2 separate regions of the Homo sapiens genome follow, and region 1 is linked to region 2. Evidence: read pairs that join two places in POLR2A ChIA-PET (ENCODE). Cell type or tissue: GM12878. All regions are shown on one strand. Links, peaks and the distances in the headings refer to the core of each region. The heading gives the core; the rest is flanking DNA. Region 1 overlaps SYNGR1 (synaptogyrin 1). Region 2 overlaps LOC100506472 (a long non-coding RNA gene).

Region 1 (10,244 bases), core at 5,182-10,181, 88 kb after region 2:
GGGCCTTGTCTTCCCCCAGGGTCAAGTGAGGAAAATGGCTGAAGCCGCATGGACACATGATGGGTGTTGGGCAGCCCCTTGTCTTCCTGAAGAGTCTCACTCTGGGGAAAAGGTGGGGGTGGGGCAGGTGAGGCTCCAGGCCCCTCCCCCACCCCGCCTCACACCGGGTTGTGCAGCCTTGGAAGTGACCCACTGGGGATTAGGCGTAATCTCCGCAAGCTGTCGCCCCGAGTGCTCGGTGGTGGGGGTGGAGTGGACTCCGCTGGGCAGGGCCTGGGCGAGCAGACCCCTGCCTCCCCAAGGTGCTGAGGCTGGGCCTGGGTGATCTGCAGGCCCCTCCCTCTTTCCAGAATGCCCCATCTTCCTCTCCTCTGGCTGAGTAACCTCAAGGGGGCCTTGGAGCCTCAAGAAAAAGGGGGAAATTGGCCGGGCACGGTGGCTCATGGGTGTAATCCCAGCTATGTAGGAGGCCGAGGCAGGAGGATCACTTGAACCCAGGAGTTTGAGACCAGCCTGGGGAACATAGTGAGGCCTCGTCTCTACAAAAAAAAAAAAAGGAGAGAAAGGAGGAAACAAAGACCCAGAGAGGGCTCACTTGACTGGCCCAGGGCCTTACTCTCAGTGGCAGAAGTATCTGGACCACCATCCCCATAATCCTGTACCCCCCCAGGGCCTTCTTTACCCCAGGTCTTATCACCTCTGCCCTTTCAGAGGCAGGGAAGAGGTGGGAGAGGGGAGCAACATCACCACCTGGAAAGGGGTGTAAATGCCAACCAAACACTGCAGAGCCCTTCAGGGCTAGACCTCATTTACATGCCCCGAGACTCCTGGGGTAGGCGCTGTTGTACCCATTTTATAGATGCGGCCACTGAGGTTCTGTGAGGTCTCTCAGTTGATAAGAAGGGCAGGATTGGCCGGGCGTGATGGCTCATGGCTGTAATCCCGGCACTTTGGGAGGCAGAGGCGGGTGGATGACTTGAGGTCAGGAGTTTGAGACCAGCCTGGCCAACATGGTGAGACCCATCTCTACTAAAAATACAAAAAAAATTAGCCAGGCATGGTGGTGGATGCCTGTAATCTCAGCTACTTGGGAGGCTGAGGCAGGAGAATCGGTTGACCCCGATTGTGGAGGTTGCAGTGAGTTGGGATCGTGCTACTGTACTCCAACCTAGGTGACAGAGTAAGACTTTGTCTCAAAAAAAAAAAAAAAAAAAAGGGCAGGGTTAACCATCCAGTTCTGTCTGCTTTTCCTCACCCCAGTGCCTGCCCCCGCCCTGCCAGTCCCTGCATGCCTGAGGTTGTTTGGTTTCTCTCCTGCTGTGCAAATTCCAGGTCATCAGGGAAATAATCTGGTCCCAGGCCCTGCCTCACCTTCTAGAGAAGAAAGGCACAGAAGGGGAAAGCTCCCTGTTTTGAGAACTCTGTCAGTCATCCCCACAGAGCCCAAGGGAAGCAGGGAGGGGAGCGCAAGCTTGGGAGAATCCAGGAAGGCTTCACAGGGAGGTGATATTTGAGCAGGGCCCTAAAGGCCAGATGGGACACCTGAAGAACCGTGGCTAGAAGGACGACCGATCAGTGCAGTTCCCGCCACGTCCATCCATAGTTGGGGCCCTAAGGAGATGCCTGGAAGCAATCTAGTCCTGGGGCTATGACAGATGCAGTTCTCGCCCTCCAAGCGTACACCCCAGCAGGGGCGACAGCCTCGTCTCTGCTCTGCCAGGCCTTTCAGCATTTGCCCTCGCTGTTCCTCCTTCCCCCTTCTCTGCCTGGCTGGCTCCTGCCCTCTCAACGCTGACTCAACGCTGGTGTCACCTGCCTGTCCCTCTCTAGGGGTCTGTGCTCACCTCCATATTTTAACTGGTTTCCACCACATTTCCCTCCACTAGACTGTCAGCCCTCCCTACAGACCAGGCACCTCATCCGGCCCGTGCTCAGCATGTATATTAAAGAGAGGACGAGCGGGGTGAGGGTGTCCACATTCTGCGGCGAGCGGGGTGAGGGCGTCCACATTCTGCAGCCGTTTGGATTCAAGGGAGGATGCATAAACCCCTCACGGCTGCCAGACGCTGCTGAGAGATCCATCAATGACAGTTGGCCATGAGATTGGCAATGTGAAGGTCAGGAATGAGCCTGAGAAGATGGCGAGGAGGGGCGAGAGAGCCCGTGGGGAGTGCGTGTGGGAGACCGCAGAAGAAACCCTGGAGACGGTGACAACTCTTCTGAAGGACCAGAGAAATGGATGAGGGAGTGTCTTCCTGAGATGGGGAATCACGCACATTTGCAAGCTGACGCAGAAGAGCCAAGAGTAGAGAGGGCGAAACTGAGGGTGGAGGAGAGAGAGGGAGAGAGAACTGATGGACGTGTGTCCTTGAGTAGGTGAGAGGAACAGGCTCACGAGGCTGCAGCCAGGCTGGCCTGGGCCACCAGAACAGGGGAGATAGTCTAGGATGAGGGGGGCAGGTGTGAAGATGCCTAGGACTGAATTTAACCAGAGCTGTGCCAGGCGAGTGTGATGCGCAGAAGGGCTGGAGCTGCAACACGTGGCCACTGGGAGGTGCGGAGGGAGACAGGAGGGACCAAGGGGTGGTGAGGGCCAGTGCACAGGGGAAGATCAGTGGTTCAGAGGCCCCAGGCCCAAGGATCTAGGATCAGGGGAGGGAGAGGGAGATGGAAAGGTAGGAGGGTTGGAGGAGACGCCTGGATGGAGGATCAGGGAGTGCGAGAGGCTACTGGGAAGGCAGGGCCAGGCCTAGCTAGGGTCCAGCTGGTGACAGTTGGCTGAGGCTGGCGGACAAGACCATGCGGGAAGAGGAGGCCAGGTGTGGAAAGGGTCACAGAAATAGACACTCCAATGACCAGGACTGGAGCAGGAGCAGTGCTGGAGAGGACTGACACCAAGCTAGGGTGGGCATCTTTTTTTTTTTTTTTTTTTTTTTTTTTTGAGACAGAGTCTCACTTTGTTGCCCAGGCTGGAGTGCGGTGGCGCGATCTTGGCTTACTGCAAGCTCCGCCTCCCAGGTTCACGCCATTCTCCTGCCTCAGCCTCCCGGGTAGCTGGGACTACAGGCCCCCGCCACCACACCCGGCTAATTTTTTTGTATTTTTTTTTTTTTTAGTAGAGACGGGGTTTCACTGTCTCAGCCAGGATGGTCTTGATCTCCTGACCTTGTGATCCGCCTGCCTTGGCCTCCCAAAATGCTAGGATTACAGGCGTGAGCCACCGTGCCCGGCCTGGGGGGGCATCTTTGAAGAACGGGCAAAGTGGCCTCGAGCTGGCTCATCATGAAGGGGAGTGGGCGACCCAGTGCTGGTGTGAGATTCAAAGCTGGGGGACAATGTCCTGTAAGTGGCCTCAGGAACCAGAAGGACCCTGTCGACCTCTACACCCAGCAGAGGGAGGGTCTGAGGGATAAAGCAGCCCCCACTGAACAGGCTGCAGGAAGCAAGGTCTGGGGCAGGCCAGGTTACAGTGCAATTTACAAAAGGTGTCAGGGACATTCTGGGAGGGGCTGAAGGCTCAGGGACTCTTGCCCCCTGCACTGTGAGGTACTGGAGGAGCCCCAACTTGTTAAAGCTCCTGCATGATTGCAGCTTGGGTTTGACAGCTTGGGGCTGTCCCAGCTACGCAGCCGCCCCTCTCTCCAGGTCCCCTTCACCTGGCCCCTGCTCCACCAGCAGCGGGGAGATGAGCAAAACTCTATCTGTGAAGGGACGTTTGTCCCAGAAACACAGGGCATGACTGCCCTTCCAGGCTCCAGCTGATGCCGTCTGCTCTGCTCTTGTGTCCGGAATTGGTGGGTTCTTGGTCTCACTGACTTCAAGAATGAAGCCGCGGACCCTCTCGGTGAGTGTTACAGCTCTTAAGGTGGTGCGTCTGGAGTTCGTTCCTTCTGATGTTCGGATGTGTCCGGAGTTTCATCCTTCTGGTGGGTTCGTGGTCTTGCTGGCTCAGGAGTGAAGCTACAGACCTTCGCGGTGAGTGTTACAGCTCTTAATGCCGCGCGTCTGGAGTTGTTCGTTCCTCCCGGTGGGCTCGTGGTCTCGCTGGCTTCAGGAATGAAGCTGCAGACCTTCGCGGTGAGTGTTACAGCTCATAAAAGTAGTGTGGACCCAAAGAGTGAGCAGTAGCAAAATTTATCGCAACGAGCAGACGAACAAAGCTTTGGAACTGAGCAGGTTGCCAATGCAAGCTCGGGCAGCCTGCTTTTATTCTCTTATCTGGCCCCACCCACATCCTGCTGATTGGTAGAGCCGAGTGGCCTGTTTTGACAGGGCGCTGATTGGTGCGTTTACAATCCCTGAGCTAGATACAAAGGTTCTCCACGTCCCCATCAGATTAGTTAGATACAGAGTTTGGACACACAGGTTCTCCAAGGCCCCACCAGAGCAGCTAGATACAGAGTGTCGATTGGTGCACTCACAAACCTTGAGCTAAACACAGGGTGCTGATTGGTGTATTTACAATCCCTGAGCTAGACATAAAGACTCTCCACGTCCCCACCAGACTCAGGAGCCCAGCTGGCTTCACCTAGTGGATCCCGCACCGGGGCTGCAGGTGGAGCTGCCTGCCACTCCCGCGCCGTGCGCTCGCACTCCTCAGCCCTTGGGTGGTCGATGGGACTAGGCGCCGTGGAGCAGGGGGTGGTGCTCATCGGGGAGGCTCGGGCCGCACAGGAGCCCATGGAGTGGGTGGGAGGCTTAGGCATGGCGGGCTGCAGGTCCCGAGCCCTGCCCCGAGGGAAGGCAGCTAAGGCTCAGTGAGAAATCGAGCGCAGCGCCGGTGGGCTTGCACTGCTGAGGGACCCAGTACACCCTCCGCAGCCGCTGGCCCGGGCGCTAAGTCCCTCATTGCCCGGGGCCAGCAGGGCTGGCCGGCTGCTCCGAGGGCGGGGCCCGCCAAGCCCACGCCCGGGTCCGGGGCCAGCAGGGCTGGCCGGCTGCTCCGAGGGCGGGGCCCGCCAAGCCCACGCCCACCCGGAACTCCAGCTGGCCCGCAAGCGCCGCACGCAGCCCCGGTTCCCGCTCGCGCCTCTCCCTCCACACCTCCCTGCAAGCTGAGGGAGTGGGCTCTAGCCTTGGCCAGCCCAGAAAGGGGCTCCCACAGTGCAGTGGTGGGCTGAAGGGCTCCTCAAATGCCGCCAAAGTAGGAGCCCAGGCAGAGGAGGAGCCGAGAGCAAGTGAGGGCTGTGAGGACAGCATGCTGTCACCTCTCACTCCCATGCATAGACCTGGGGCCCAGTGCCCCCTCTGCTGCAGGCTCCTACAAAGCATGAGGGGATGGCTCCAAACATCACTTTTTTTTTTTTTGAAACAGAGTCTTGCTCTGTTGCCTGGCTGGAATGCAGTGGTGGGATCTTGGCTCACTGCAACCTCCGCCTCCTGGGTTCAGGCGATTCTCGTGCCTCAGCCTCTGGAGTAGCTGGGATTACAAGCATAATCCTAGGCACCACCACACCCGGCTAATTTGTGTATTTTTAGTAAAGGCAGGGTTTCACCATGTTGGTCAGGCTGGTCTCAAACTCCTGACCTCAAGTGAGTCAACCACCTTGGCCTCCCAAAGTGCTGGGATTACAAGTGTGAGCCATCGCGCCTGGCCCCAACATCACTTCTTTAAAGACTGACCAATCCAAAGTTCCCAACCTGGAGTCCACTAGGAGCAAGAGTGGGGTTCTTCAAGGGTGGAAAGGTCGGGATCCACCAGAGCAATCCAACTATCCTTTTCCCATTTGATAGATGGGGAAACCAAGGCCAGGAGAGCATGGGCCTCTTGCTCCAGTCACACAGCCAATCACTGGCAGAGAGGGTGCAGAACGCAGCCTCAGGTCTCCAGGCCAAGGCACTCCTCTGCGCCTACCCTGCCTCCCCTCCCACCTGACAGCTGGTTCTTCCGGTCTGGGTGCCAAGTGTGGCTCCCTCCAACAGCCCTGCCATCTGCCTCTCCCTTCCTCCCTCCCTCCTCCTCCTGGCTTCTCCTCCTCTCTTCCCTTCCTCTCCCAGCCTCTGTTTTTTCTCCCTGGGGCTCAGGCCCGCCCAACAGCTTTGCACACGCTGCTCATGTGGGACTCCCCACATGGCTGGGGACTCCCTGGAGCAGGGGCCATGGGTTCCGATCCCAGTGACTCCAGTTAACCTCTCTGGGCCTCAGCTTTTCATCTAAGGAGGGGATAACAAAACGCACCACAGCAGACTTACGGCAGGCCTTTTAAACTTGCATTCAGGCCAGGCAAGATGGCTCACACCTGTAATCCCAGCACTTTGGGAGGCCGGGGCAGGCGGATCACTTGAGGTCAGGAGTTTGAGACCAGCCTGGCCAACATGATGAAACCCTGTCTCTACTAAAAATATAAAAATTAGCCGGGTGTGGTGGCGGACATCTACTCAGGAGTCTGAGGCAGGAGAATCGCTTGAATTTGGAAGGTGGAGGCTGCAGTGAGCTGAGATCGTGCCACTGCATTCCAACTTGGGTGACAGAGCGAGACCCTGTCTCAAAAACAAACAAACAAAAATAACTTGCATTTTCTTTTCCTTTCTTTCTTTTTCTTTTCTTTTTTTGAAATGGAGTTTCACTCTTTTAGCCCAGGCTGGAGTGCGATGGCGCAATCTCGGCTCACTGCAACCTCCACCTCTCGGGCTTAAGCGATACTCATGCCTCAGCCTCCCAAGTAGCTGGGACTACAGACGCGTGCCACCACGCCTGGCTAATTTTTTGTAATTTTAGTAGAGATAGGGTTTCGCTATGTTGGCCAGGCTGGTCTCGAACTCCTGACCTCAGGTGATCCACCTGCCTCTGCCTCCCAAAGTGTTGGGCTTACAGGCATGAGCCTCCACACCTGGCCAAAATTTGCATTTTTATAAACTCTCGAGGCCTCCCCAAACCCAGGCCCTCCAATCCCATGTTACAGATGAGGCAACCAAGGCTGAAAGAGGTAGGGGTTTTCCAAGGTCCCGCTCTGATGGCCCTGCTCCTGATGCCCTAGGCTTTCTCAGGCTCTTGAGGCCGCCCCTGGGCTGTCCCTGGACATGAGGAAGTGCCCAAAACACAGCAGAAATCTATCACCTCCCAGCGGTCTCCTTGCAGCTGACCCTGTCCTAGACCTGAGAGAGAAGAAGCGGCGGAGCGGCCGGCCACAGGAGGTGAAGAGGTGAGAAAGACTCCAGGGTGGTCAGCAATAAATAACAAACAAGGGCCGTGGGCCCACCTTCCTGTCTAGGTGACAGGGCTGTGCCCGGTACTGGGAGAGGACAGGCTGGACGTGACCACGCATTTCCAGCCACAGAGCCCTCTCCAAACCAAGCTTCCACAGGAGCTTCCGAAATACCCTTGACCCTCTCTCCAGCTTCCCACTGCCCTCAGAGGAAGTCCAGCTTGTGAGTCTGTCATCCAAGCCTCTCCTGGGCCACCCCTTGGGAATTCCTTCTTGTAGTGACCCGAGCCTCTGGGACAGTGCTTCCCACTCAATCCTGTTCTCGTTATTGGAGCGAGAGTGCCTTGGGGTGGCACTGAGCACTCAGCTGGCACTGAGCAGGGGACTTGTGGAATGAACAAATGAACATCAGAACTGGCCAGAGGTTCTGTCTCTACCCTGGACCCTCTTCCCCAACAACCGCTGGTCCCAGAATTTTCCTGTGGCCCCATGGCTGGCACATGGCAAGTTGGTTGGGGGAGGCAAGGGGTCTTATCTTGAAACTGCTGTGTTTACAAAAAACGTTCAGCTTTTTTTTTTTTTTATTTGAGACAGAGTTTTGCTTTTGTTGCCCAGGCTGGAGTGCAGTGGTGTGATCTCAGCTAACTGCAACCTCCGCCTCCCGGGTTCAAGCGATTCTCCTGCCTCAGCCTCCTGAGTAGCTGGGATAACAGGCGACCGCCACCACGCTCAGCTAATTTTTGTATTTTAGTAGAGATGGGGTTTCACCATGTTGGCCAGGATGGTCTCGAACTCCTGACCTCAAGTGATCCACCCGCCTTGGCCTCCCAAAGTGCTGGGATTATAGGCGTGAGCCACCTCACCTGGCCAAGTTCAGCTTTTTTATTCAGTGTTCACTTGGGATGATGGGGGGTGGAGTGGAGGGGGTGAATAAAACCAGGGGTATGAAGCTGCCCCCCTCAGGCCACCCCTTGGTGCCATGGATATCCAGGCAGAGAACCCACAGGGAGTACACAGAATGTGGAGCCCAGCAGTCCGGGTTCAAACCAAGTCTCTGACAAGCCCAGGCCTTGAGCTAGCACAAGTCACTTCTCCAGGCTGAGCCTTAATTCTGTCATTTGTAAAACGGGGGGAAGATACCCACCCCACTTACAGAACCATGTGGTATTATGGCCAAAGCCCTTAAAAAATGAACCCTGAAAATGGCAACATTTCAAACATTTTATCATTTTCATTTTGTCAAAGTAGAGAATTAAAGAAACATTGACTGGGCACGGTGGCTCACACCTGTAATCCCAGCACTTTGGGAGGCTGAGGCGGGTGGATCACTAGGTCAGGAGTTTGAGACCAGCCTGGCCAAGATGGTGAAACCCCGTCTCTACTAAAAATTTAAAAAGTAGCTGGGCATGGTGGTGGGTGCCTGTAATCCCAGCTATTTGGGAGGCTGAGGCAGGAGAATCACTTGAAACCAGGAGGCAGAGGTTGCAGTGAGCCAAGATCGCGCCACTGCACTCTAGCCTGGAGACAGAGCGAGACTCCATCTCAAAAACAAAAAACAAACAAACAAAAAACTCATCTGCCAGCACTGATATTCATTCCCTATAGTCCATCTTAGCCCCCTGCAAAAAAGAATATAAACTCCAAATAAAAGGTGGTCCTTTCTATTAAATCAGTTTAGCTTCTTGCTGTAACTCCTTTTTTTCCCATCTGGCTTTAGAACAAAGAAATGAGTCACTGACAGGCGGCAGTCACCGCGCAACAGATCAGGCACTTCTGACCCAGCCCAGCCCAGTTCGGGTGGGAAGACTGAGGCACAGAGGGTGGGGAGGGGACACTTACTGAAGGTCACAGCTGTGGCCTGGGGGTGCCAGGAGTGGCAGCTGATCTGCCACTGGGGCGATGACACCAAGAGGTGAGAAAGCCTTAGTCAAGAGACAAGCCATGCCGGATGCAGTGGCCCACGCCTCGCCTCATCGTCCCAGCTGCTCACAAGGCTGAGGTGGGAGGATCACTTGAGTCCAGGAGTCTGAGACCAGCCTGGGCAACACAGCAAGATCCTGTCTCTAAAAAAATAAAAAAGAGACAAGCCAGGTCTTGGAGGCCCTGCTTCTGTGCAGGCTGACCCAGGGGCTCAGAGGGCTTGGGTTCCAGGGTGGGTCCAGGTTGGTGAGGCCCTGAAGCTTACATGATTTGGGGGCCCTCTTTTGGAAAAGCAACAGAAAAAAAAATCTTTCTTTTACAAATTTTACAAAAATCCCAGGTCCAGGCCGGGTGCGGTGGCTCACGCCTGTAATCCCAGCACGTTGGGAGGCCAAGGCAGGTGGATCACCTGAGGTCAGGAGTTCGAGACCAGCCTGGCTAACATGGTGAAACCCCATCTCTACTAAAAATACAAAAATTAGCTGGGCGTGGTGGTGTGTGCCTGTAGTCCCAGCTACTTGGGAGGCCGAGGCAGTAGAGTTGCTTGAACCTGGGAGGCGGAGGTTGCAATGAGCCGAGATGGCACCATTGTACTCCAGCCTGGGCAACAGAGCAAGACTCCATCTCAAAAAAAGAAAAAAAACAATCACAGGTTCATGTGCACATGCTGTTAGGGCCCCTCCAGGGCTGTGGTAGGGGTCTGGGTTGTCCAGGAGTCCTGGACAGGGTGACAAATTGTCCCTGTTTGTCTGGACTAAGGGCCTCTCAGAATGCTAAAGGCAGGAAGTTCCAGCACACCAGGATAAACGGGTCACCCTGGTCCTGGAGCTCAGCTTCACTTGCTCTGCCCTGTGGTGTGAGGGCCAAGAGCAGGCGCCAGCTGCATCCCCCGCAGCTCCTGATGTGTTTAAATGGCTCAGCACGCCACACAGTTTCGAAAAGACCAGAAGGAGACAGCACCCTATTCACTGCAGCCCTCCCTAAGTGGTGGTATCACATGATTACCACCCCCCACCAAACTTTTTCTGTTGTGGTAAAACACACGTAACATACAATTTACCATCTTCACCATTTCAGTGGTGTTAAGTACATTCCTACCGTGCAACCATCACATGTGATTTTTATACTTTCCAATAATTGGCAGGTATTACTCTGATCAGGAAAAAAAGCTACTTTTAA
Region 2 (12,567 bases), core at 3,215-8,214:
TCCTACAGCAACTTCAGGTCCCCAGGCCTGTCAGGGAGTTTCAGCCTCTGTCCTCACGGCCCCTGGGCCGAGTCATCACTCGGCAGCCACAAAGCCACAGGAAGGTGGGCAGGGGCTGGGCCTGGGAGGCGACCTTGGGAACATCCAGTCTATTTGTGATTGTCGGAACCCGAAAACCACAGACCCCAGGTGGCCAGCTAGGGGCCAGCGGTTACTCTGGTCCTTTTGATGGCCTGAAACTTAAATAAACCAGGGTGCTGCTGGAAGCCCTGTTCAGGGGTCCAGGCTGTCCAGCTGGACCTGGGCCAGCGAGTAGAACTGGAAGAAGAGAGAAATTCACTCAGGAAATCTGGGATCGGCCACAGGGTCTCCTGCTGGCGGTAGGAGGCTTAGCCACTGACCTTTAGCTCAAGCATGCTCTGAGGCTGGGGAACTGGCCAAATATGGTTCCACTGGGCCTCACACCTGTGACCTGGGTGAGGAGAGGGGCTTCAAGGTCATCTCCTGTGGCCCCAGTCTCATGCCACTGCTTACACACGTCCTGTGATGTGGCGCTCACTCTCTCACTCTATTATGTGACCACTTTGGCTGTTAGATACCCTAGAACCCGCTGCCTGGAACTGGGCAGAGCAAGCCAGCTTCTTCATTGGCACGGCGGTCCTCCAGACATTTGGCAAGGGTCCCTCCACCACTTCTCCTCCCAGGTTTTTTTTTTTTTTTTTTTTTTTTTGAGACGGAGTCTCACTCTGTCACCTAGGCCGGAGTGTGGTGGCTCGAACTTGGCTCACTGCAACCTCTGCCTCTCGGATTCAAGTGATTCTCCTTCCTCAGCCTCCCAAGTAGCTGGGACTACAGGCATGTGCCTCCACACCCAGCTAATTTTTTTTGTATTTTTAGTAGAGACAGGGTTTCACCATATTGGTCAGGCTGGTCTTGAACTCCTGACCTCGTTATCTGCCTGCCTTGGCCTCCCAAAGTGCTGGGATTACAGGTGTGAGCCACCGCGCCCGGCCTCCTCCCAGGTTCTTTAGCGCCTCCTCCTATGACATGGTTTCCAGACCTTTCCATCCCAGTTACTCTCCATTTGCCCTCCCCCGACATGTCCTGACTTGCATAGATGCACACAAAGGGTCTCTCACCTGCCTTGGCTGCCCTGCGCTCCGTTAACACGGCCTGCATCTGCGGCGAGAGCTCTGGCCACCACACACACTTCCTGCCAGTTGCTCTGCGAAGTGCAATGAACTGCAACTAGAAAGCTCAGGGGCTCAAACAAATTCAGGTTTAAAACAACCTCAGCCACACTATGGTATAGAAAAGGGAAGGAATAGGAGGCGGAGCACAGGCACTAGCGGAGCAGGTGCAGTTCGGGCTCCGGAAAGAGCACGGGGATGATAACCACAGAAGCAAACCCACATCACTGACCACGGGCTGGCATCATCCTGCATTGTCACGCCAGGCCGTGATGTTGGGCATGGCAGCTAACAAGACAGACCTGGGCTACCTGGGCCCAACTCCGAGATTCACTGACTCACTGTGTGACCTCAGGCAACTTGTTTGCCCTCTCTGTGCCTTCATTTCCTCATCTGTAAAGTGAGGAATGTCATAACAGACCCCGCCTGACAGGGCTGTTGGGAGGCTTGCATGAGTTGCTAGATGCAAAGTGCTTAGAACGGGGCCTGGCACAGAGCAATCGTGTCTGCCCTTCCTTTCTCCCCATTTTTCAGATAAGGAAACAGGCATGAAGCAGTGAAGTTAACTTTCCCAAGATCAGGCAGCTAATGAGTGGCAGCACCTGTGCTGGGAGGCCACTGAAAGGTTCACGAGGCCTCTAGGGGTTGGAGGAGAGGAAAGATCCACCCTGGTTTCCCCCCTGCTACCCTCAGTGAACATCACTGTCTGGGGACATTTGCTGCACTCCAGAGTCTGTGAGGCCGAGGCGGGGCCAGGGAGCGGCTGCTGTGTGGCGCCCTCCGCCTTTCGGAAACCCCAGGCAGGGCCAAGTGTTATCACCTGCAGGAGGAGCAGGCCCAGCTCATTCCCGGGAAAACACCCTCAGGGACGGGGACAGAGCCGGGGCCTCTGGAGGAAATGGCCTTTGGTTACGCTGGGGCCTGTCCAGAGCCCGCTTATCCTCCTCTACTCACCCCCAGCTGGGCCTCGAGCCTCCTGGGCCTCTTCTGCAAGCATGGGGATCACCATACACTCTGCTGCCCTGCCCCACTGGAGGCTGCCAGCAGTTAAGGACGGCTCTGAGGCTTGGGGTCCTTGGGTGGGAGATGTCTGCCAAGATGGCTGCAGGGTCCCCTCCCTCCCCGGCCCTGGCAGCATGTCCACCATTTTCCCCTCCCTGCAACCTGGGCAGGCCTGTGACTTGCTTTGCCCACTAGGATGAGGAAATGTCCAGGCTAGGCCTCAAGTGGCCTTGCAATGTCCTTTTCCTCCAGCTTGGAGGTCAGCAGCTATGGAGGGAAATCCAGGGGGAGAGCGGCCCTGGACCACACAGGGAAGAGAGGGGCCGCCTCCCCCAGCTGTTCCAGCCACCCCTGCCAGGCGTTGGGCCTGGGAGGGAGGCCAGGGGGCCGCCCCAGCCAACACCGCAGAGACAGTGACATGGCAGGCGGACCAGGCACAAGGCCTGCTCCCACCGGAGGTCTGGGTGAGTTACATCGCCTTTCCTAGATTTGGATCCCCCCAAAGAGGGACAGTAAAAGCACCAGCATGGTCTGGAGTGATGGTGCAGGATGAGCGAGCCTTGTGAGTGGTGCTTGTGACACTGGCCCAGGGGCTGTGTCGGAGAAACACCAGCCGTTTTCACTACTATTAGAGGCTTGGAGACGGCTGAATCCAGGCAGACCCTCCCCGGCTGGACAAAGTCTCCAGGGAACGGAGCAGCAGGATTCTAACAAGGGCTGCTGCTGTGGGGACACTTACTGTGGCCATGTCTCAGCATGAACCACATCACTTTTGAGCCTTCCACCGTCTCATGAGGGGTATGACGTAGCCCCCACTGACTGCAGCTGGCAGGAGAGAGACTGTTTCTAAATCAGGTCGGGATGAAAGTCACTCCTTCCTCACAGGGCCAACCCTCCAGCTCCTAGGAGGATTCAGGGCCCTGGTGATTCCTGCAGTGTTCTTGCCACCAAGCTCATCCTACAGGTGGACAAGCTGATGCTCAGAACTGGAAAGTGACTCGTCCAAGATCACACTGTGCTGCCATGCAATGTGATGGCCATGTGGAGCTGGTGGCCTGGTCCAGGCTGGCCAGGCTAGGACCAGACTCACAGCTCACAGCAGTCCTGACAAGGCTAGAGGGTCTGGAGCCATGGCCCTGAAGGCACAGAGAAGGCGCCCCGTGGATCCCTTCTCAGATTCCTCCTGTTATCCCCCTGGCGCGTGTTGCTGCTGGCTGTCAGAGGACGCGCTTAGGTTTCCTTGTTTGTTGTCTGTCTCTCCACTGGGCAGGGCCTTTCTTTGGTTCCCAATCAGAGCTGAGCGCACACTAAGTGCTCGATGCATATTCGCTGGAGGAATGATTGGATGTCGCTGGTCTGAGATGGATCAGATGGGGCCAGACTGGCAGTGGGGAGAGCTGGCAGAGGCGCTGGGAAACAGGGGAGGTAATGGTGGCTGGGGTGGAGATGGGAGGCTGGAAAGAGGAGATGAGACCTGCAGGACCAGGTGTTGTCTGGGATGTGGCATGGGGAGGGAGTTGTGGGGCTGACTCCCAGAGGTCTGATGGGGAAGGCTGCCCCTAGACTGCCCGCCCCGACAGCTGGGCTCAGAGGCTGGGTTCCAGGCGTGACATCACTAGGCAGAGGCCCTCAGCACCCTTCAGGCCCGGACTCGTGCCTCACCCTGAGATACGCCCATCCCCACCCCATCTCCTATTCCTCAAACTCTTGATCCCACTTCTGGGCCCAGGATGCCTGGGCCTCTTCCTGGAAGACTTCCCTGATTCTCCTGCTGCTTCTGCACCCTGCCCCCCAGTGATTTCTCCTTCTGCTAGCTCTTCATTCATTCATTCACTCACTTCATTACTCACTCAGGAAACAATTTCAAGACTGGCCCTATGTCCCCACGGAGACACAGAGATGACCCTGCTCCAAGGGAGACAGATTCAGAAGCCAAACCATGGCATGACTCAAATCCTAATGCTCTTAGAAAGAAAAAAATTCTCATGGATTCTGGGGTTGTCGTCAGTCATTTTTATCACAGTGTTTCTTAAATATGCGCAGACACCGAGCTAGGTGTAAAGCTCTTGTGTTTATGTTTGCCTCCAACATTAAAAACAAAGCAATGCTGGGAACGGTGGCTCATGCCTGTGATCCCAGCACTTTGGGAGGCCAAGGCGGGAGGATCACTTGAGGCCAGGAGTTCCAGATCAGCCTGGCTAACAAGGCGAAACCTTGTCTCTACTAAAAAATACAAAAATTAGCCTGCCTTGGTGGCGGGCGCCTGTAATCCCAGGTACTCAGGAGGCTGGGGCATGAGAATCGCTTGAACCTAGGAGACAAAGGTTGCAGTGAGCCTGAATCGTGCCACTGCACTCCAGCCAGGGCAACAGAGTGAGACTCTGTTTCAAAAAACAAAACCAAACCAAAGCAAATTTGCAAAATGAATATAAAAAAACATAGAGCCAATAAAAAATCAAATTAACAACAGGAAGAAATCTTGCTGGCTCTCACCACAGACAGGGCAGTCAGCAATCGAGGTGCCCAATGAGGGGCTGATTCTCTGGGGCCGGGTGGCTTTGACCAGTGTGGAGGCCAAGCAAGGCCTTGCTCCTCCCTGCAGGATCCTCTGTTCACGCCTACCCAGCCTGGGAGGCCTGGCTGAGGCAGTGCCTGGACGACACCTGGCCAAAGTCTCCCCGCATCTTTTCTCATTAGCTCCAGTGACTATGAAGTCTCAATGCCCTGGTCAGCACAAATCCACTGGGTAGCCAAACTTTAAAAAAGAAAAATGTGGTAAAATCTACGTAACACAAAATTTACCACTTTAACCAGTTTTTAGCACACAGTGTGGTGGCATTAGGTACATTCACCTTGTATGGTACCATCACCACCGTCCATCTCCAGAATGCTTTTTTTTTGAGACAGAGTCTCGCTCTGTCGCCCAGGGTGGAGTGCAGTGGCATGATCTCGGCTCGCTGCAACCTCTGCCTCCCGGGTTCAAACGATTCTTGTGCCTCAGCCACCTGAGTAGCTCAGATTACAGGTGTAAGCCACCATGCCCGACTAATTTTTGTATTTTTAGTAGAGACAGGGTTTTGCCATGTTGGCCAGACTGGTCTGGAACTCCTGACCTCAGGTGATCCACTCACCTTGGCTTTCCAAAGCACTGGGATTACAGGCGTGAGCCACCAAGCCAGCCTGGCCCAGCAGGATTTTCATCTTGCAAAACTGAAACTCTGCACCCATTAAATATTAACTCCCCATTCCCCTGCCCCCCAGCATCTGTCAATCCCATTCTACTTTCTGTCTCTGAATTTGACTACCATAAGTGCCTCGTCTGAGTGAGACCGTATAGTATTTGTCCTTTTGTGACTGCCTCATTTTACTTAGCATAATGTGCTTAAGATTCATCTACATTGTAGCATGTGTCAGAATTTCTTTTTTTTTTAAGGCTGAATAATATTTCATTGTATGGATAGAACGCATTTTGTTTATCCATGGACATCTCATCCATTGATGAGTTGCCTCCACCTTTTGGCTGATGTATACAATATTGCTACCAACATTGCCACACGAGCATCTGAGACTTTGCTTTCAGTTCTTCTGGGTGTATACACAGAAGTGGAATTACTGAGTCGTATGGTAATTCAATGTTTAATTCAGAACTAATGTTTAATCTTTTTTTTTTTTTTTTTTTTTTTTGAGACAGGGTCTCGCTCTGTTCCGCAGGCTGGAGTGCAGTGGCATGATCTTGGCTCACTGAAATCTCCACCTCCTGGGCTCAAGTGATCCTCCCACCTCAGCCTCCAGAGTAGCTAGGACCATAGGCACGTGCCACCACACATGGCTAATTTTTTTGTGTTTTGGGTAGAGACGGTTTTTTGGGGGATTTTTTAGACAGAGTCTCGCTCTGTCGCCCAGGCTGGAGTGCAGTGGCACAATTTCAGCTCACTGAAACCTCCACCTGCCGGGTTCAAGTGATTCTTCTGCCTCAGCCCCCCAAGTAGCCGGGATTTCAGGCGCACACCCATACCCGGCTAATTTTTGTATTTTTGTTTTTTGTTTTTTTCAGTAGAGATGGGGTTTCACCATGTTGGCCAGGCTGGTTTCGAACTCCTGACCTCAGGTGATCCGCCCGCCTTGGCCTCCCAAAGTGCTGGGATTACAGGCGTGAGCCACTGTGCCCAGCCTCGCCCCCACTTTTTTTTTTTTTTTTTTTTGAGATGGAGTCTCGCTCTGTTGCCCAGGCTGGAGTGCAGTGGCATGATTTCGGCTCACTGCAACCTCCGCCTCCTGGGTTTAGGTGATTCTCCTGTCTCAGCCTCTCGAGTAGCTGGGCCTACAGGCACCCACCACCACGCCCGGCTAATTTTTGTATTTTTAGTAGAAACGGGGTTTCACTATGTTGCCTAGGCTGGTCTTGAACTCCTGACCTCGTGATCTGCCCACTTCGGCCTCCCAAAGTGCTGGGATTACAGGCGTGAGCCATGCGCCTGGCCTGAGATGGGGTTTTGCCATCTGAGCCAAGCTGGTCTCAAACTCCTGGATTCAAGCAATCTACCCGCCTCAGCCTCCCAAAATGCTGGGATTATAGTTGTGAGGCACTGAGCCCAGCTTAAACTTTTAAGTTGATGGGTACATGTGCAGGTTTGTTACATAGGTCAGTGTGTGTCATCGGGGTTTGTTGTGAAGATTAATTCATCACTCAGCCTAGTACCCATTAGTTATTTTTCCTGATCCTCTCCTTCCTCCCACCCTCCACCTTCTGAAAGGTCCCAGTGTGTTGTTCCCCTCTGTGTGTTTGTGTGTCCTCATCATTTAGCTTCCATTTATGAGAACATGCAGTATTTGGTTTTCTATTCCTGTGTTAGTTTGCTAAGGAGAACGGCCTCCAGCTGCATCCATGTCCCTGCAAATGACGTGATCTCATTCTTTTTTATGGTTGCTCAAGACTAATTTTTAAGGTGGTTATTCAGATGATCCTAAAGAGGATTATAGCCTATTTGGGTTTTTTTGTTTGTTTGTTTTTTGAGATGGAATCTTGCTCTTGTTGCTCAGGCTGGAGTGCAATGGCATGACCTCGGCTCACAGCAACCTCTGCCTCCCGGGTTCAAGCGAATTCTCCTGCCTCAGCCTCCCAGGTAGCTGGGATTACAGACACCCACCATCACACCCAGCTAATTTTTTTTTTTTGAGTAATTTTTTTGTATTTTAAGTAGAGATGGGGTTTCACCCTGTTGGCCAGGCTGGTCTCAAATTCCCGACGTCAGGTGATCCACCAACCTCAGCCTCCCAGTGCTGGGATTACAGGTGTGAGCCACCACACCCAGCTGCCTATTTGTTTTTAATTCATAGACTTAAAATGCACTATAATTTAAAACTCTCATCCTCTTCAGAGTATACAGAGCCTCCAGTCTGAAACAGTCTAGAACTGGACCATCCATTGGTGTGACCTCGAGCCATAGCCATGAAGCCCAGATCATGCTGGCCTGCACAGAATTATTCTGTACGGGTAAAATACAGCTGGATTTTGAGAAAAGGTTTTACCCCCGTCGCTCAGGCTGGAGTGCAGTGGCATGATCATGGCCCACTGCAGCCTCGACTTCCCAGGCTCAGATGATCCTCCCACCTCAGCCTCCTGAGTAGCTGGGACCACAGATGTGTGCCACCACCTCTGGCTAATTTTTGTGTATTTTTCAGTAGAGACGAAGTTTCACCATGTTGCTCAGGCTGGTCTCAAACTCCTGGACTCAAGCGATCCACCTGCCCCTTTTTACTTTTTCAAATGTGATTATTAGAACATCTAAAATGGCATATGGGCCAGGAGCAGTGGCTCATGCCTGTAATCCCAGCACTTTGGGAGGCTGAGGTGGGTGGATCGCCTGAGGTCAGGAGTTGGAGACCAACCTGGCCACGATAGTGAAACCCCGTCTCTACTAAAAATACAAAAAATTAGCTGGGCGTGGTGGCGGGCACCTGTAATCCCAGCTACTAGGGAGACTGAGGCAGGAGAATCGCTTGAACCTGGGAGGCGGAGGTTGCAGTGAGCCGAGATCATGCCATTGCACTCCAGCCTGGGCAACAAGAGCGAAATTCCATCTCTAAGTAAATAAATAAATAAAATGGCACATGGGCCAGGAGCAGTGGCTCATGCCTGTAATCCCAGCACTTTGGGAGGCAGGCGGAACATGGCAACACCCCGACTGTACTGAAAAATACAAAAAATTAGCCGGGTGTGGTGCTGCATGCCTGTGGTCCCAGCTATTTGGGAGGCTGCAGTGGGAGGATCGTTTTAGTCTAGGAGGTGGAGGCTGCAGTGAGTAGTGATCACACCACTGCACTCCAGCCTGGGTGACAGAGTGAGACTCTGTCTTAAAAATAAAATAAAATAAGGTGGAATGAAATGAAATAATACAACGGCACGTGAGGCTCACACTCTCTCTCTGGACTCTTCATCCTAGAGGACCAATTCAGGTGCTTTGTGAGTCCAGAGGAGCCACCTAGAGTTCTTCCTTCCAAGCAGAGGAAGCCTTGGGCTGGTTCCTCAATTTCACTGGGGTGAAATTCACATAGCATACAATTAACCGCTTGAAAACTGCAGGTCAGTGGCACTCAATGCATTCACCAACACCTCACCCCAGAAAAACACGCTGGCTCTGTTACCAGTCTCTGCAGTTTCCTCCTTCCCCCAGCCCTGCTTTCTGTCTCTATGGATTTGCCTATCACCGGCATCTGTAGGAGGAATCATACATGTGACCTCTTGTGACCAGCTTCTCTCATTAGCACAGTGATTTTGAGGCTCTTCCTTGTGGTGGCCTGTCAGTGTCATTCCTTTTCACGGCTGAATACTATTCCGTGGCGTGGAGGCAGCACAGTCTGCTTCTCCTCTTCGGATGGATATCTAGGTTGCTTGTGACATTCGGCTATGATGAGTAATGCTGCCGTGAACACTTCCGTACTGTTTCTGTATGTTTGTGTTTCCTGGGAGTGGAATTGCTGGCTCATATGGTAATGGCTGGTTCCTTCTATCTTTTAACATTCACTTTGCTTATCAAAAGTTCTAGATACAGCTGGGCATGGTGGCTCATGCTTGTAATCCCAGCACTTTGGGAAGCTGAGGTGGGTTGGGAGGCCAAGGCGGGTGGATCAATTGAGGTCAGGAGTTCAAGACCAGTCTGGCCAACATGGTGAAACCTCGTCTCTAGTAAAATACAAAAATTAGCTGGGTGTGGTGGTGGCTGTAATCCCAGCTACTCGGGAGGCTGAGGCAGGAGAATCACTTGAATCTGGGAGGCGGAGGTTGCAGTGAGCCAAGATTGAATCACTACGCTCTAGCCTGGGCAACAGAGCGAGACCCAATCTCAAAAACAAAAACAAAAAAAAAGAAAGTAAGTTCTAGATACACAGACTCTTGATTTCACTGAAGGGAGGTGGGGGGTACTTGTTAGGGACCCCCCATGTCAGTATTTTCAGGACTTTGTTGTGCGTCAGATTCTCCAGCGAGGAGCCTCAGTGTCCTGCTGGAGGGTGAAGACTGGGCTGTGTGCTGGGAGCTGGGCAGGGCAAATGGGGTCCCAGTGCCCAGAAGCACCCGACTGCTCTGCTTCCAGTGCTGTGGCAGTGCCGCTATCTCTGGGTGGACTCTGGTGAGCGGAGGACGGGACTGCCTGGCCATTCTGGGTGGGAGACCGGGGGACCTGACTGCGCCTCATTTTGCCCCCACCTGGGACTGCTGGCTCACGCTGAGCTTTCGGTGGTTCTTCAGGGTAAACCACACTGGTATTCAGCTGCCATCACACACCTGGGATGTAACTTCTGTGTCCCTTAAGTCAGTTGCCACTCTACATCGACTTTTCAGCTTCAAAACCTGTGTGGATGTTGTCTCCTGATTGCTACAACCTTGTGGGTTTATACCTGGAAGGAAGGAAGGGAGGGAGGGAGGAGGGGAGAGGGAGGGAAGGAGGGAGGGAAAGAAGGAGGAAAGAAGGGAGGGAGGGAGGGAGAAGGGAGGGAAGGAAGGAGGAAGGGAGGGAGGGAGAAGGGAAGGAAGGAGGGAGTGGGAAGGGAGGGAGGAAAGGAGGAAGGGATGGAGGGAAGGAGGAAGGAAGGGAGGGAAGGGGGAAGGGAGGAAGGGAGGGAGTGAGGAGGGAGGGAAGGGGGAAGGAGGAATGGAGGGAACGAAGAAGGAAGGGAGGGAGGGATGGATGGCGGGAGCAGAGGGAGGGAGAAATCCCTCCCTGTTGTTTTAAGGGGGTTTGAGAAGGGAGGGAAAGTGGACGAATGTGTTTAGCCCGTCATCTTTAGCAAAGCTGCCAGCACAGGAGGAGCCTGGCAGTCAGTCCCAGGAAGCCCAGACCCCTCAGGAGCATTCCAGGGCCCGGTGCAGAGCCCACCTGCTCTGGGAAGGTTCCGGAACTCATCAGACAGAAGGGGTCTCCCCTTGGCCTGGGTCTCAGGGCCCATTCTGGCCGTTTTGGCCAGACTTCCAGGTGTAGTTTTATCTTCCGCAGAGACTGAGCCCCTGCAGGGCCGGAGTATTAACAGAGACTTTCTGACGGCCTCCCCTCTCCCCACCCTGCCAGCCTCAGCCCCTACTTGGCGGCACACCTGGTGCCTGGTGCCCGGCAGGCTTTGTTGCTGGCTAGAGGTAAAGGGAGGGCACACCAGGAAGCCAACACAGCCATGGCAAAGGCTCGGAGGAAAGGAGCAGAGTGGGAGGGGACATCCCTCTCTGTCATCTCCGGATTTCTTTCCACCTGTTCTTGAAAGTTTCTTGGATTTTTGGAGACAGGGTCTCACTCTGTCACCCAGGCTGGAGTGCAGTGGCACGATCTCGGCTCACTGCAGCTCCGCCTCCCAGGCTCAAGCGATTCTCCCACCTCAGCTCCCCCTACCGGTTCTCGAATCTTATTCCTGGGTCTGAGGCCCCAGGGTGGTTGAAAGTTCAGGAAGGCTGGGATGGGGACGTTAGCTGCAGGCCACCGCACTGAAGAGGCTGATTTAGGCCCCGCTGGTCCCCCCGACTCACAGCCACCCTCCTGATGAGGTGCAGCAGGCATGAACCCTTGGGCCCACCATCCTTTCAGGGGGCTGTGGAAATATTTTACCTTTAAAACAGAAGAAAATGAACTTTTACTCAAAGAGAAATTTTAATGTATTAATATATTTATCTTTCTACCAATAGTCATAAAGTATAATTTTAATTTTTTTTTTGCAGAAGAGGCCCATGAAAGTCACAATGCATCCATGCCCCATGCCCAGGGCCACCCACATCTCGGGCCACACCTGATGGAAGGTTGGAGTCCTTCTCTCAGAATAGCTGGGCCCAGTGTCACAAACACTGCCCCGTGCAGGGTGCTGGGACCTAGAGAACATGGGTCCTAACCAGGAACCCCAGAGTCACTGCAGACCAAGTTCCAAGAGCCCTGAGCTCACCAGAACAGAGGACAGCCTTGGGGGATAAGTCCCTGGAAAGAAGATGAGAGTGAGCTGGGTCCTGAAGGATGGGCCATTCTAGGTGAGGGAAGCCTCAGTGGACACAGATGCATGAGGGAGGGGGTCTGCCCAGTCCCGGGGAGGGGGCGGGGCCTGGCCTGGCACGAGAAGATCCCAGTGCACAAGTCAGACCAGGCGACAAAACCCCAGGATGATCTCAGCTCCCAGAGGGCCCCTTGGTGTAGGCGCTTCCTTCCTACCCTGGGGTCAGGCTGCCCAGGAGGTTTAGTTGGCACTGAGGGATGGCTGTCAAATCGCTTGCAGGCCTGGAAGGGTCTCTGAAAATCAGGAGGAAACTTCATGACACATGAAGAAAAGTCCAGAGTTTAAATCTTTGCTCCTGTGTGATCTTGGGCAACTTTCTAAACCTCTCTGAGGCCACGGATACCAACTCTTTGCCAGGTTAAATGAGATATTACACGTCAGCTACATACCTGGAACGTAGTTAGAACTCCTTTTTTTTTTTCTTTTTTTTGAGACGGAGTCTCGCTCTGTTGCCCAGGCTGGAGTATAGTGGCACAATCTCCACTCACTGCAACCTCCGCCTCCAGGGTGCAAGTGATTCTCCTGCCTCAGCCTCCTGAGTAGCTGGGACTACAGGCATGCACCACAACGCCTGGCTACTTTTTTGTATTTTTAGTAGAGATGGGATTTTACCATGTTGGCCAGGCTGGTCTCAAACTCCTGACCTCAGGTGATCCACCTGCCTTGGCCTCCCAAAGTGCTGGGATTATAGGCGTGAGCCACCGTGCCCAGCCAGAACCTACTAGTTATTTTTATTTTTTTAAAAAGCTGAGCTGTAAACCTTCATTTGAAGATGAGATGGGGATCAAAGAGATTTATGGGCCAAGGTCGCCCAGGGGCACCCGGGAGGTGGGACTTACAGAAGCACCAGGTC

The links. Peaks named below come from ENCODE experiments on the same cell type or tissue, not always from the same donor. Only the 100,000 strongest peaks of a DNase experiment are listed, where the experiment ranks them.
Region 1: POLR2A ChIA-PET joins it to region 2 with 10 read pairs; 4 of 35 experiments call an interaction of 5 or more read pairs at or near these places.

What each region holds. Positions count from the first base shown.
Region 1 is chr22:39,352,328-39,362,571 of GRCh38, reverse strand. The region is part of intron 1 of SYNGR1 (synaptogyrin 1); the gene reads right to left. Among named protein-coding and RNA genes, the nearest start is that of SYNGR1, 7.5 kb to the right of the region's middle. RefSeq lists enhancers at 1-123, 124-710, 1,939-2,737, 4,653-5,181. In GM12878, for the core only: no CTCF peak of the experiment used is centred there; no DNase peak of the experiment used is centred there.
Region 2 is chr22:39,435,870-39,448,436 of GRCh38, reverse strand. LOC100506472 (a long non-coding RNA gene) reads right to left here. Exons shown (of 4, transcript NR_040535.1): 4 at 11,309-12,567. It also overlaps a transcript of TAB1 not described here. Among named protein-coding and RNA genes, the nearest start is that of MGAT3, 15 kb to the left of the region's middle. RefSeq lists enhancers at 1-277, 1,003-1,192, 1,423-1,472 and a silencer at 587-778. In GM12878, for the core only: no CTCF peak of the experiment used is centred there; DNase peaks (open chromatin) are centred at 5,449 and 6,041; H3K27ac peaks cover 841 bases.